5 separate regions of the Homo sapiens genome follow, and all the other regions are linked to region 4. A link is a contact called in ENCODE Hi-C or POLR2A ChIA-PET data. All regions are on one chromosome and are shown on one strand. Each heading gives the region's core, a stretch centred on a gene start or an enhancer-like site at or near the end of the contact. The rest is flanking DNA. Distances are from core to core; before and after follow the strand shown. Region 1 has its middle 30 kb from the start of PDGFB. Region 2 has its middle 22 kb from the start of PDGFB. Region 3 has its middle 21 kb from the start of CBX7. Region 4 holds the start of CBX6 (chromobox 6). Region 5 holds the start of TPTEP2-CSNK1E (TPTEP2-CSNK1E readthrough).

What was found. A loop is a pair of places that touch in the nucleus more often than their neighbours do. ChIA-PET counts read pairs that join two places held with the same protein, here RNA polymerase II (POLR2A). Pooled maps may share reads with other maps.
Region 1: POLR2A ChIA-PET joins it to region 4 with 29 read pairs in PC-9. The contact joins the enhancer-like site here to the promoter of CBX6 in region 4. POLR2A ChIA-PET finds 5 or more read pairs at or near these places in 4 of 52 experiments (A549, GM12878, PC-9 and 1 more).
Region 2: a loop to region 4 is called in a pooled map, with 5 times the contacts of the local background. The contact joins the enhancer-like site here to the promoter of CBX6 in region 4. A Hi-C loop is called at or near these places in 1 of 168 maps with a recorded cell type or tissue (ascending aorta), 1 of 37 single-sample maps with no recorded cell type and 4 of 50 pooled maps. POLR2A ChIA-PET finds 5 or more read pairs at or near these places in 1 of 52 experiments (activated CD4-positive, alpha-beta T cell).
Region 3: a pooled map shows a loop between it and region 4 (4-fold over the local background). The contact joins the enhancer-like site here to the promoter of CBX6 in region 4. A Hi-C loop is called at or near these places in 6 of 50 pooled maps. POLR2A ChIA-PET finds 5 or more read pairs at or near these places in 2 of 52 experiments (H1 and activated naive CD4-positive, alpha-beta T cell).
Region 5: a map of CD8-positive, alpha-beta T cell shows a loop between it and region 4 (4-fold over the local background). The contact joins the promoter of TPTEP2-CSNK1E here to the promoter of CBX6 in region 4. A Hi-C loop is called at or near these places in 1 of 168 maps with a recorded cell type or tissue (CD8-positive, alpha-beta T cell), 2 of 37 single-sample maps with no recorded cell type and 9 of 50 pooled maps.

What each region holds. Positions count from the first base shown.
Region 1 is chr22:39,213,273-39,215,972 of GRCh38, reverse strand. No RefSeq gene overlaps it. Among named protein-coding and RNA genes, the nearest start is that of PDGFB, 30 kb to the left of the region's middle. RefSeq lists enhancers at 457-1,656, 1,673-2,291, 2,292-2,700. Within about 2 kb of position 1,357, at least 8 of the 41 ENCODE cell types and tissues checked have a DNase peak (open chromatin) inside an H3K27ac peak, as active enhancers do; they include PC-9, where a contact is called at or near this core.
Region 2 is chr22:39,265,373-39,268,072 of GRCh38, reverse strand. No RefSeq gene overlaps it. Among named protein-coding and RNA genes, the nearest start is that of PDGFB, 22 kb to the right of the region's middle. RefSeq lists enhancers at 1,003-1,272, 1,453-1,532. Within about 2 kb of position 1,294, at least 7 of the 41 ENCODE cell types and tissues checked have a DNase peak (open chromatin) inside an H3K27ac peak, as active enhancers do.
Region 3 is chr22:39,172,708-39,175,407 of GRCh38, reverse strand. No RefSeq gene overlaps it. Among named protein-coding and RNA genes, the nearest start is that of CBX7, 21 kb to the right of the region's middle. RefSeq lists an enhancer at 1,223-1,892. Within about 2 kb of position 1,292, at least 37 of the 41 ENCODE cell types and tissues checked have a DNase peak (open chromatin) inside an H3K27ac peak, as active enhancers do.
Region 4 is chr22:38,870,966-38,873,665 of GRCh38, reverse strand. CBX6 (chromobox 6) reads left to right here and starts at 1,450. Exons shown (of 5, transcript NM_014292.5): 1 at 1,450-1,544; 2 at 1,721-1,764; 3 at 1,909-1,974; 4 at 2,120-2,186. The coding sequence starts at 1,476. RefSeq lists enhancers at 1-307, 144-693, 694-1,244 and silencers at 1,239-1,498, 1,529-1,678, 1,779-1,828.
Region 5 is chr22:38,397,488-38,400,187 of GRCh38, reverse strand. It overlaps TPTEP2-CSNK1E (TPTEP2-CSNK1E readthrough), which reads left to right and starts at 1,273. Exons shown (of 15, transcript NM_001289912.2): 1 at 1,273-1,750. It also overlaps the pseudogene TPTEP2. RefSeq lists a silencer at 1,216-1,495 and an enhancer at 1,761-2,544.

The sequences.
Region 1 (2,700 bases), core at 108-2,607, 340 kb before region 4:
ATTCGCTCCTCCTTGACGTATGTCCTCAGAACCCACTCACACATCTCCCCCAGATGTCTGATGATAGGAAATGACATTCTACACAGGTTTTGGTTTGAGATTGCTATTTAATCTCGCCCCTCAGGGCCTCCTGCCACCTGACTCCAGCTGAAGACTCTGAGGATGGGGGCCACATGAGGGTGATTACAGGGTCCCTTCTTCGGCAGGACCAGCCGCATCAGACAGCGAAGAGGAGCTGCTCAGCTGGCAAGGGGACTTGGCGGGGAGTGAGGGTTCAGGGTGTTCCAATCAGCCAGAATCCTCCTTAGAGCTGGTGAGGCCATGGCATCGCTCATGATGTAATTCACCATTCTGTAGGCTCGAATTTTGAGTTTCATTTTTGGCTGTCTCAGTCTTACCACAGTGAGAATTAGGAAACATTTTTACTGCAGTTATAGAAGTCCTTCGTTTTCTTTCTTCCCTTATTTTTTATTTTTTAGTTTTTTTGTTTTTAAGACAGGTTCTTGCTCTGTCACTCAGGCTGGAGTGCAGTGGTGTGATCAAAGCTCACTGCAGTCTCGATTTCCCCGACTCAAGCCATTCTCCCGCCTCAGCCTCCCAAGTAGCTAGGACTACAGGTGCACACACCATGCCTGGCTGATATATATATTTTTAAACTTTTTAGTAGAAAAAAGTAAAAACAGGGTCTTTACTTAGTAGAGATGGGGGTCTCACTATGTTGCCCAGGTTGGTCTCGAACTCCTGAGCAAAAGTGATCCTCCTGCCTCGGCCTCGCAAAGTACCGGGATTACAGGCATGAGGTACTGCACCTGGCCCAGAAGTCCTCAGTTTTTGATCTGGGTCTTGAGCCAAGAATTTAGGAATTTAGGAGACGGGCTTCTGCATCTTTAACAGTGCAGTGCTGTAGAGCCCATTCAGTCTAATTCCTCATTCCTTTCATTCTTTTCTAAGGCAATGAATTCTCAATGAAGCTTTGTTTTCAACGGGCTCTTCCTTCCCGGTGACTCCAGGTGGCAAATCTGACATTCTGCTTCCCCTGCATGCCATGGCTTCCAGATCTGAGCCCTTATGATGTGCTGAATTTTTACTGACTTCAGCCCCAAGCAGTCCAGATAACCAATTCCAGCTTCTCCGAGCTTCCTCCAACATCCACTGCCTGTAACCACTCCTGACACCAACTTCTATATAAGGCAAGGTTCTTAGTTGCAGGTAACATAAACCAGCTCCGGTTAACTTATAAAGAAACGGATGTTCAAAGAATGGATATTGAAAAGGATATTCAAAGAATTCCAGGTGACTCATGCATTGCTGAGCAGGCTTGGAGACCTGGTTTTGTGGTATGCAAACAGGATCAGTCCTCTCCAATGCAGCCTGAGGTCAGTGCTCTGAACACCTGTTTGACACTGCAGCCCCTGTGACTGGCACCTTCCAACTGAATACCCAGCACTGGGCACTGTGGCTCCACGGCTCAGCCAGGGAGACGCTCTGCTTCTTTGCAGCACTAATTTTGTTGTTCAGTCTTGAGTTGGTGTGCCTGACTGGTGAGCCTCACAGACTTCAGCTGTGTCTGAGAAAGGGCGTAGTGGGGATTTTTAGTTTCTAGGCGGGCGGGCGGGGGGTGGTCCCTGGGTCCACAGCCTACAAGGTGCGGTTCAGACGGTGTGTGGTCAAAACAACGAAACGTAAGTGGAATGTCTGTTTCATTCTGTACCACGTTTCTTCCATTTCTTCCAGCTGAGCACAGGATGAGGCTGCCTGCCCAGATAGCTGTCCCTTCTGACTTAGGATCTCTTTGGCTGTACATTGAAGGATGAAGAAGTGTGTAGCTGTTTTACCTATGACTGGATTCCCAGATCCTAGCTCAGCTGCGGACACACCATGGGCACTCACTTCATGTTGTTAGGTGATGGAACATGTCTTGTGGGGACAGGACTAAGGGTGAGACACCTGCCCCAGGTGCAAAGGTTAAAGGGGCACCAAAAATTCTCAGTGATCAAAATAAGTCATCATTTCATGCAATATGTATATATTTTTTGAGGCAGAGTCGTGCTCTGTCACCCAAGCTGGAGTGCAGTAGCGTGATCTCAGCTCACTGCAACCTTCGCCTCCTGGGTTCAAGTGATTCTTGTGCTTCAGCTGCCTGCGTAGCTGGGACCACAGGCACATGCCACCACACCTGGCTAATTTTTGTATTTTTAGGACAGACAGGGTTTTGCCATGTTGGCCAGGCTGGTCTCAAACTCCTGACCTCAATGATCTGCCTGCTTCAGCCCCCTGAAGTGCTGGAATTACAGGCGTGAGCCACCACGCTCAGCCTCATGCAGTATTTTAAGAAATCAAAATTAATGCAAACAAGTTCACCACGAGCCAGTCCGGGAGTGGTGGCTCATGCCTGTAATCCCAGCACTTTGGGAGGCCGAGGTGGGCAGATACTTGAGGTCAGGAATTTGAGACCAGTCTGGCCAACATGGTGAAACCCCGTCTCTACTAAAAACACAAAAATTAGCCAGACATGGTGGCGGGCGCTTGTAATCCCAGCTACTTGAGAGGCTGAGGCAGGAGAATCGCTTGAACCTGGGAGGCGGAGGTTGTAGTGAGCTAAGATTGCACCACTGCACTCAAGCCTGGGTGAGCGAGACTCCAACTCAAAAAAAAAAAAAAAAAAAAAAAAAAGAAAGAAAGAAAAAAAATTTACCATGA
Region 2 (2,700 bases), core at 45-2,544, 390 kb before region 4:
CCCTAAATATGGAAAAAGGAAAGCTATCTGTAGAAAGATATTAATCGAAATATATTATTTATAGCTTCGAAAAACTGGAAATAACTGAGATTTCCAACAATGAGGGAATGGCAAAATAAACCATGGAATATGGTTTGACAAAATATTAGGCAGCCAATAAAAATGAGGTTCAGAGAAGAGGAAAAAGAAACGAGATTACAGAGAGTGAAAGAACTAGAAAAGTGGCCATGATATAATGGCAGGTCAAAAAGGCAGGATACCACCTTTTTTTTTTCTTTTAATATACAGTATGACCTCAGCCCCATTTTTTTTTTAAAGTCCTCAAACAAAAAACTATGGAAGGAAATACATCAAACCTTAACAATGATTGTCTCTGGGTGGTGGGGCTGTGGGTGGTGATTTTTCTTCCTTATTTTGACTTTTCTGCAATTTTTAGATTTTCATAAATGAACATGTATTGTTGCTTTTATGGTAAAGATATTAAAAATGATTTTTTTTTGACGGAGTCTTGCTCTGTCGCCCAGGCTGGAGTGCAGTGGCATGATCTTGGCTCACTGCAACCTCCGCCTCATAGGTTCAAGTGATTCTCCTGCCTCAGCCTCCCGAGTAGCTGGGACTACAGGCGTCCGCCACCACTCCTGACTATTTTTTTTTTGCATTTTTAGTAGAGACAGGGTTTCACCATATTGGCCAGACTGGTCTCGAACTCCTGACCTTGTGATCCGCCCACCTCGGCCTCCCAAAGTGCTGGGATTACAGGCATGAGCCACTGTGCCCGGCCAAGACATTAAAAATGAAAAAAAAAAATCAAAGGAATTCGGGGTGGGGATGGGGTGGATGCTGTCTGTGCTCTGCCCTCGAGTCTCTGAGAGGGAGTTGGCATCAGGGAAGGTTCTAGGCTTGGAGGTGGCAGCCAGGTGTCAGGGGCTGCCTGTGTGATCCTGGGCAGATCCCTTTAGGCCTCAGTGGCACATCCTGTCAGATGGGGCCTGGTCACCTACTTTTCTTTTTTCTTTTGGAGAAAGGGTCTCATTCCTGTTGCCCAGACTGGTGTGCAGTGGCATGCCATCATGGCTCACTGCACTCTTGACTTCCCGGCTCAGGTGATCCTCCCACCTCAGCCTCCTGAGTAGCTGGAACTACAGGTTTGTGCCACCACACCCGGCTAATTTTTTGTATTTTTAGTAGAGACAGGGTTTCACCATGTTGCCCAAGCTGGTCTTTAAACTCCTGGCCTCAAGTGATCCGCCCACCAGCCTCCCAGAGTGCTGGGATTACTGACGTGAGCCACTGCATCTGCACCCGGGCCTCTGGCCACCTATTTGACAGAGCGTGTAGCAAGAACAGGAAGGGAACGTGGCTGAAAACAGTATCGTTGTTAGTTCTTAGGAAGGCCAGTTCTGTTTTCAGACACCCGGAAAGATGTCAGCGTTCTTACTGGGGTGTCCCTGGGAGTATTTTTAGTCCCAGAGGTACAGATGTTCCTGACTCATTTTGGAAAGTAGAACTGGGGTGATCTCTAGACACGCATCACTCTGTGTGGGAGGGGCATGGCCAGGAAGTCAGAGTCCTGGGTTCTAGGGCTGGCTCTTCCCATACTGCTGTGTGATCTTAGACGAGTCACTCAGGCTTCCTGGGCCTCAGCTTCCCCTGTGCAATGGGCTTTGGACACAGAGATCACTAAGATGAATAAACTCTCTGTTTAAACGAGGCCTTCTCCCCCAGGCCCTAAGGGGCAGGAACCCAGGAGTCTGAGAGTGAGCCCCTTACCGGCTGTGGTCCCCAGAAACTTTTTTTTTTTTTTTTCTTGAGACGGAGTTTCACTCTTGTTACTCCAGGCTGGAGTGCAGTGGCACAATCTCGGCTCATTGCAACCTCTGCCTCCCGGGTTCAAGCGATTCTCCTGCCTCAGCCTCCCGAGTAGCTGGGACTACAGGCGCGTGCCATCACGCCCTGCTAATTTTTGTATTTTATTAGAGATGGGGTTTCATGATGTTGGCCAGGATGGTCTTGATCTCTTGACCTCATGATCCACCCGCCTCGGCCTCCCAAAGTGCTGGGATTACAGGTGTGAGCCACTGTGCCCAGCCTCCCAGAACCTTCATATGTGTCCTGTTACCTTATTTCCAGCCACCCTTCCCTAGGGGAGTATGTATGTGTGTAAGGGTATGTGTGTGTGGGTCTATGGAAACTCAGTTCACCATGATGGGATCACCTTGTTTCCCTGGACCTCCTCAATGGTATTCCACTGCTCGGAGTGTCTAGTGGTGGGGGAGGATGGAGGCTGCCTCGGAGCAGGTGGTGTGTCCAGGAAGAGAGTGCCTGTGATGGACCGGACGCCCGTCCGTGTGGTGTGCACACACATCCCCAGCCCGCGCGAGCAGGGAGCTGTGATGGGGCCCGGGGAGTTTCTGGCTACCCTTGTCCTTGGTGCCATGAGGAACCTCAGAAAGGACTCAGTCCTGAGCACTCCCAGGCTCCCACTCTGACACATGTAGTAGATGTGTGCGACAAGCACATCACGTCCCTGTAGACGCAGCTCAAAGCCTAATCATGGTGCATGCACTTTCTGTGCTTTCTACAGGCCCAGCTTTCCACAGAACCAGCGCCAGGAACCTTCAGAACGATTCTGTGAGACAGGCACTGATTCTCTTCAGCATTTACTGATGGGGAAACAGAGGCTCAGAGAAGTTAAGAAAC
Region 3 (2,700 bases), core at 43-2,542, 300 kb before region 4:
TGGATCAGGCCTTGGGCGGGTGGAGAACGGAGAAAATGCAGAGGCACGGGCTGTGCTGCCACCCTCGCAACCCCCGAAACCAGCCCAAAGTGATTGGAGACCAAGGGACCATCTGCACGAGAAATTCTCCCCATTTAGAAATAGGGGAAACTGAGGCACAGGGAGGCCATGTGGCTTGCTCAGAGTCATAGAGCTGTCACGCTGTCACCTAGTGGAGATGTGATTGGAATCCTGGGCTTTCTGTCTCTGGCCCCCACCTGGGGGCCCCTCACGGTTCCTCTCTTCTCCCCTGCTTCCCTAGCCCCCCAAGTCTGGCTGGTTCTATTCCAGTGTGTTGTCCTGTAAGGGCTTCGGGTCCCCCGGGGGGCCAGGGTCAGGTAAACAGGATCCCAGCCGCATTCCCTGACCTTGTTTACCTCCCAAAAGAATGTGAGGGCATTCTTCCCCTTCCCGGGCTGTGAGTCAGCTCCCAGCAATGCGCCGGCTGGCTGCTGGCTGCCCTTCCCCCATGCAACCCCCTCCAGACCCCTGCCCCTTGCCTTCTCACCCGGTGACGTCACTGATGTCACCCCTCCCCATACCCCCATGGAGCCCACCAGGCCTCCAGTTGCCATGGCGACGGCTCACAACAGGAAGCACAGCCCCATCGAGGCCTGCGCTGGGGCAGAAACACAGGAAGCCGCGCTAAGCACTGAGCAGCATTGTCAGCCCCGTAAAAAACAAAACAGGACAAAAAGATTTAATGAGAACAATCAGCCCAAAGAAAAAGGAAAAAAAAAAAAGACCAAAAAAACAAACAAAGCCAAACAGCCTGAAGGCAGGGGGCTGGCAGGGCTCCAAGGACCCCACGTTTTCCCTCCCAACACAATGTAGGCTCAATAATACTTCCTTCTCAGAAGGAGGCTCCCGGGGGTGAGCAGCGGCTGCAGCAGCTCCAAAACTACCCTTGGCTACCCTTGGTAACCCCAACGCAGGTCCAGCTCTATGCCCTCTACTGAAGGCTTTGGGGGACTGGATAGGCTAGTCCTGCCCCCACCTCCCCAAGTATTACCCCTCCTAAGTCCTGCTAGGGGACGTATTCAGTTCAGTGGAAGAAAGAGCACAGGCTCCTGGGTCACCCAGATGGAAAATCTACTCCTGGCCCAGCCGCTGCCTGATGATTGTGAGATTCTGTGTGGGTGGCGATCTCTCTTGCACCTCACTTTCCTCATTGGTTTTGCACCTCACTTTCCTCATTGGTTTTGTAACCATCACTGTCATCAGCATCCGCCTTCACACCTCACAGAGGTGTTGCAAAGCTCAGGCGAGCTGGCACATCAACTAGCACCCAGTAGGTGCTCAATGCGTGCAGAAGGAACTCACAGAGGATGAATGAATGGGGCAGAAATTCCGTGGAGGCAGCTAGCTCAGCTCTGAACTAACTATCAGAGATGGACAAGATGCCCCAGGGGGTATGGGGCTCCCCATCGCTAGACGGGGCAGGCTTGTGAAGGCTTGGTGGGACCTTGTGGAAGGGACTGAGCCCTGGAACAGGGAGGGTGTAGGGGAGGAGCAAAGCTCCCTCCCTCCAGCAGAAGGCTCTGGCCCAGTGGTCCTGTCTGGATAATCCCATTTAGTCTGGTATCTGGTTGATGCCTGCACCGTGACTATGGGAAGAGACCCCACAGTGTCAGTGGGGCAGTTAGTGGTGGGGGGACCCCTGGCTCTTTCTCCATTGCCTGGAGAGAGTAGGGTCCCAGGGCAGAGGAGGCCACCATTCTAGTCCATTTAGGAATGTGACGGATAAGAATGATCCCCGTGGGACAGTGGCAGAGCTGGACTCTGATCACACGGGCAGGTCAGGCCATCCCCTGTCATGTGGATCGGTCCAGCACCTGCTGTTAGCCCAGTGGTTCCTGCCAATGATTGGTGATAGAGCTGGCCTTGCAGGGCCCGGTTGGGGAGTGGGGAACGGGATGCTTAGGCGAGGAGGCTGACTGAGGTTCAGAGCCTGGCTCCAGGTGGTCAGAGAGGCCACCTGGGGGAAATGGGCCAGAAAATGCGGACGGGACTTTGTTGGGTAAGGACAAAAATGGTAGCTGTTCCACTCAAGGGCATAGCAGGAGCACAGGCGTGGCAGTGAGAAAGCCCAGGGTGTTCTGGCCACGGGACCCAGATCTGCACACCTGTAGTCAAAGTTGGTGTCACAAGATAGAGAGATCCCATGGAAAAGAGGCTGGAACCAGATCACAGAGGGTCTTCAGTGTCACTGCCAGGAGTCGGGAGCTGACACCCTAGGCACCGGGGAACTGCTGGGGGCTTTTGACCAGGGTAGTGATATGTGCAGCCGGGTAATTTAGGGTGACGCCTCCGTGTGGATTAGGAGTGGAGGATGCACCAGGAAACAGCATAGGATGGGAGGTCAGAATCTGGGGTCTGCTGAATTGGCTTCTTTTCTTTTGAACTTAATAATAATGAGACATAATAGGTGTTCAATCAGGCCGGGCACAGTGGCTCACGCTTGTAATCGCAGCACTTTGGGAGGCCGAAGCAGGCAGATCACCTGAGGTCAGGAGTTTGAGACCAGCCTGACCAAGGTGGTGAAACCCCATCTCTAGTTAAAAAAAAAAAAAAAAAAGTACAAAATTAGCCAGGCGTGGTAGCACACGCCTGTAATCCCAGCTACTTGGGAGGCTGAGGCAAGAGAATTGCTTGGACTCA
Region 4 (2,700 bases), core at 201-2,700:
CTTCACAATCCCCATTCCTCCCCACCCCATCTCAGCCCCAAGGTGGTCACTGGAAGGATGGTGAAATCTGTATTTAATGACACTGAAAGATGTCCACTTTATAGCATTAAGGGAGAAAAGCAGATTCCAGAACAGTGTGAATAGCGTGATCCCATTTTGTTAAAAAATTAAATCTACAGACAATGTGTATGTGTATGTATATACATACATACATAGGTGTACGTGAGTTTATGTACGCATAGAGCAGAGGCTGGAAGATTGGTGAAGATGTTAACAATGGTTTTATGGGGGTTATGGACAGTTGTTTTATCTGTATTTTTAAAATTGTTTTACAAAGAACAAGACTACTAACATAATGGGAAATAAAGTTCAAGTAATTTCAACATTTAAAAAGTGGAGCGTTTTGCGCGGCAGGGCTATTTTTTGTGTGTCCGTTCCTGGACAGCCCCAGCTCGATCCCCCGCCCCTCCTCAAGTGGGAAGCTGGGATCTGGGCTCCCCAGAGCAATGGCGGAAGCTTCGCGCAGCTGCGGGCGGGGAGAGGGACGCGGCCAGGTCGGGGGGCCGGGAGGGGTGCTGGGAATCGGAAAACACAGATATGACCGCGAAGGCGGTTTCTGCCGAATGACCAGATGATGACCCGCTGTGGGCCCAAGGCGGAGTGCGGGGAGCCCGTTCCTGCCCGCGGTCCCTCTCCCTCCCCCACTGCCACACCGGCCCCGCCGAATCCTCCCCGGTCTCCTGGGCGAGGACAGGTGCCGCCCGAGACCCCGGCCGCAGACAGATGCCCACGGTCACTCCGGCCTTCCTCGGCCCCATTCGCCGCACACCCCCTTCCTGCGGTGGCGTTTTTGTTTTAACTCTTCTGAACTGGTTACAAAACCACCCTCCCACGAATACATAAATAATGGGTGGGGGGCGATGTTTTAAAGAAATTCCCGCAAGGCCTGGCAAGGCAACAGCAACTGCATTTCTGCTGCATCATATTTAACTGTTTGCAGGCTGCTGCGGGAGATGCGCGGTGGCGGCGAGACTCGGGCTCCACAGCCCTTCTCCGCCCGGGGCCTGGCGAGACTCGCGTGGGGATTAAGAGGCAAGGAGAGGGTGTCAGCGATCGGGCGCCGGCAAGATGTGAGGGGGGGTGATAAGCGTAAGGCCGCAGCGTGCCCACAAGCCGGGCACCCATCGGGTCGGCCGGCAATTGCTCCCTCCGCCCGCGCGGCCCCTTTAAGAGCCAGCGCGCGCCCCCGCCCCGCGAGCGCCGACTTTCCCTAGCAACCGCCCCGGGGGAGGGGGAGGTCCTGGCAACCGCGCGCCAGCCGCGAGGATCACGTGACGGCCCGCAGCTGGAACGCGAGCGCGCGCCCCGCCGCGCTCCCGCCCGCCGGGGCCTGGGCGCTGCGGCGCGTGCGCGAGCGGTGCCGCACCGGCCGCGGGCGCAGGGAGTATTATGGGCTGTGGGTGCCGCTGAGCAAGATGGAGCTGTCTGCAGTGGGCGAGCGGGTCTTCGCGGCCGAATCCATCATCAAACGGCGGATCCGAAAGGTGAGCCGCCGCCCGGGGCGGGCCGCCGCTGTCCGCAGCCGGGGCCGGGGCCGGGGGCCCTCGGGGCGAAGCGGTCCCGCTAGCCCGGCTCCCTCGCCCAGCCCCGCGCCGCCGCCTCCTCGCGTCCCCGCATCCTCCCCACCCCCACCCCCGTTTTTCTCCCCTCTGTTTTTCAGGGACGCATCGAGTACCTGGTGAAATGGAAGGGGTGGGCGATCAAGTGAGTGTCGCGGGGTCCGGGGGCGTCGCGGGAGGGGAGGCAGCGGGCACCGGGGCCTGGGGTGGGGGTGCGCGCTCTTGCTCTCGCCGCGTGCCTGTCCCTCTCTGGTCTTCATCCTGATTTTGTGCGTTTGTGACTCGGCAGGTACAGCACTTGGGAGCCCGAGGAGAACATCCTGGACTCGCGGCTCATTGCAGCCTTCGAACAAAAGTGAGTTGTTGGGGAAGCTGGCAGGGGCTGCGAGGCCGAGGCTCGGCTGGGGCGCCGCGCGGGGAAGCGGGAGAGCCGGGGAGGGCAGCGCGGAGTGGGGCCCGGGAAGGGGCTCTTTTTAACCTCTGGTGTTTTTCGGCCGCAGGGAGAGGGAGCGTGAGCTGTATGGGCCCAAGAAGAGGGGACCCAAACCCAAAACTTTCCTCCTGAAGGTAACCTGGCCCAGCCCCAGCAGCATCCCCCTCTCGGGCCCCCAGCCCCGGCACAGCACGGGGCCTGGAAGGGAGGGACAGATACGCGGCCGCCCAAGCGGGCCGGCCTTTTCAGAGGGGCCCCAGCTGGGCAGGGGGTGGTTGTGAGCCCCCCCAGAAGCCCCTGATGGCAGGCCTCAGCCAGCATCAGCTTCAACAAGAGGGTTTTGGGACTGGGGATAATCCTCCCTGTTGAAACCAGGGGCTGGGGATGCCTTTAGGGCTCCAGGAAAGGGGGTGGCTGAGGCAGGTGGGGGATGCCCATGGGAAGGGGGCATTTGTTTGAGCTGTTATGACTGTGCTGGGAGTTGGAACCCAGGGGGAGAGTGAGTGGGGTCCCACCTCCTGGCAGGGCACAAGGAGAGGATTTGGGGGACCACCTGCCTCCCTGCCCCCAGCTTCCCCCGTTCAGTCTTTCAGGATTTGTTCTTCATGGCTCCCCTCCTTTCTTGGGGATCCAACTTGAATTTGACCT
Region 5 (2,700 bases), core at 24-2,523, 470 kb after region 4:
ATTTAGTTTTTTAGTGCTGGCCTAAGAATCTACCGGCACTGCTAATTAATTGTGAGTAATTGATTGGCTTCCTTTTTAAAAAAGACTAACCAGACCATATGGGGGGTTAGTAGTTATATATAAAATGACAGCAAAACATGACACTTGGCAAATTCTTCCCCTTTGCTGAGCTGTCTTCTCAAATTCCTTTTCCTATTTATTAAGATTGCATTGCTCACCAGCTCCGGATCGTTTCTGTAGTGCGTTCTTTCTTTTGATTTAGGAAATAGATATTTTAAATGCTTTTCTTGATGTGTTTTAAAGTTTTTTCATTTTGGATATGCCGAAGGCCAGTAAAAAAACAAATATTTGGCTATTTTGTTGGTAGCGACTTGCATAGATCCATTTCACATTTGCATTAGTTTGCATTTTGGGGTAGAAAAATTGTGGATATGTTTGTTATGTCTGTGGTTCCTCGAGGCTTACTTAAAATGGGGAAATATCACAGGCCTTAGGAATCAGGATTTTTTTTGTCCTTTTTTTCAGTAAGAAAAAAAAAACAGTTGGGAAACGATTTAAATGAGTTGTGCGTAGGGAGGAGGGGAAAGGGTAGCGGTTTTTTGTTTTTTTTTGTCCCCGGTTTCCTCCAAATGGATTTCTATCAAAACCAAGTAGATTCTTGGAACCTAGTCTAAGTTTAGAAATCTCAAGTTAGAATAGCGCAAGCCCAGTCCTTTCAGAAAAAAAAAAATCAGAACAATTAAATAGCTTTCTGAAGATACTCATTTAAAAACTTTATCTTCTCGACCTTCCTCACGCTTGAAGAAAATCTGAGGTGTTTTTCGCGCACAGCTGCCTTCTAACCCGCGAGCAACGGCGTTAAGGTTTTGTTTGTAATTCGGGGTGACCCAGGAGTTCGGGCCGCGGGCCCCTCCCCTCGCCCGGGCACACCTTGCAGAGGAGGGGGCGGCGGGGACGGGACCCGGGTCTGCGCCTGCGCACACCCTCGCGGCCCCCCCCGCCCCCCCCGCCGGGTACCTGTCACGGCTACCGCCGCGGCGCTCGCCCGCCACGTTAAATCGGATGGCGGGAGTAGGGGTATGGGGCGGGGGGCGCGGGGAGGGTGGCACGGCGCGTGCGTGCGCGGGAGTCGCCGAGCGATAACTGGGAGTGCGCGCGCTCGCCGCTCGCTCGCGTCCCGGAGGCGGAGTCTGTGGCGGGGGGCGGAGCGGGGGCGGGCCTATGCTAGTCACGTGGGCGCGGGGGCGGGGTGGGGCGGGGCGGGGCGTCTCCGAGCGGCGGGCCGAGGGAGGGCGCAGCAGCTGCTCCCTGAACACTTTCTGACCCAACAGTCCCCCAGCGCCGGACGCGCCGCGCCCTGGCGGCTCTAGGGACCCCCCCCGCGCCTGCACTTAGCCCCGCGCCCGAGGTGAGCCCGGCCCCTAAATCCTCCGGGCGGGGGTGGGGGTGCGGGACGCTCCTTTTTTGTTGGGGGTCTTGGAGGCGCGAAGGCACTAGGCGCCTCGGCAGATGGCTGCACCCCTCGCTTGCGGCTCCCCGTGTCTTTTGGGGGGCCGGGTGCGGGCGCGGAATCCGGGAGGTGTCCGCACAAAAGGCCGAGAAAACTGCGCGAGGCCTCCCTCCCTCCGCCCTCCCCGCCCCCTCCCCTCCGCGCCCGCTCCTCCTCTTTCAAACCCGGCCGGCCCGAGTGGAGTCAGCTCAGTCCCGGCAGCCGCCGCGCGAGGAAATGGCCGAGGGGCCGGAGCCACAGGTAAAGGGGGGCGCCCCCCGCCCGCGCCAGCCGGGGCGCCCGCCTGGTCCTGCGGAGGCTCCCGCGCCGCCCCCGAGGCGCCCGGCTCTCGTTGTCTTGTCCCCCCCCAGGATGACCTCAGTTCCCCGTCTCAGCTTTCTAGCTGCTCTTTCTAGGGCGCCCCCTCCCCAGCCGGCTCCTGCGCTTCCGCTGGCGGGAAGGTGCGGGCGATCCCGGGCTGCATCCGCTCTTGGCCGTCACACTCACGCCGCACGATTCAGAAGGGCTTGGGGTGCGGGGTTCCCTGAATCTCCGCCGGGAGCGGGGGTCCGGGGGTCTGCGGGGGTGGGCGGTGGGGGGCTGTTCCGAAAAGTTGGGTCGCCCCGCGGGGCGGGTCTCCCAATTTGCCCAGTCGGCCCTTGGGGCGCGGGCGGAGGGGGGACGTTGGCGTAGGGTCCCCCGCGATACCCCGGGAAGGGCCGGGGGAAGTTGGAAATGGCCAAAACAATGCGTCGGGACAGGCTTCCCCCGTAAACAATGGCCGGGACGGTCCACACGGGCCAGGCGGAGGGCGCGTCTAAGGGACCGCGGGAGGGGCTGGGCCTCTCCGCGGACCCCGAGGTGCGCCGGGTGACTCCCTCGGGTGCCCAAAAATCTGTCCCCGGGAGTCCTGGGGCGCCTGCTTATCCCTGAGCAGGGATGCACGGGGCTGCGTTTCCTGGATGTGTGCGATAAGGTGGCTTTTTTTTCCCTCCTCTAATTTTAAAGATTTTTCTTAAGTCTTAATGTTCTATAAACACTTAAAGAATATCTTTACAACTCAATTGTAGTGGAACACCCAAAGGCAGCTGGAAGCAGAACTGGGAACTCTAAAGGGCAGGAAGGATTGAAATGCTAGCCCAAAAGTGCTGCTGCTTTTTTTTTTTTTCTTTTCTTTTTTTAAAGGGAAGTTTCTGCCAGGAGGTGCCAAG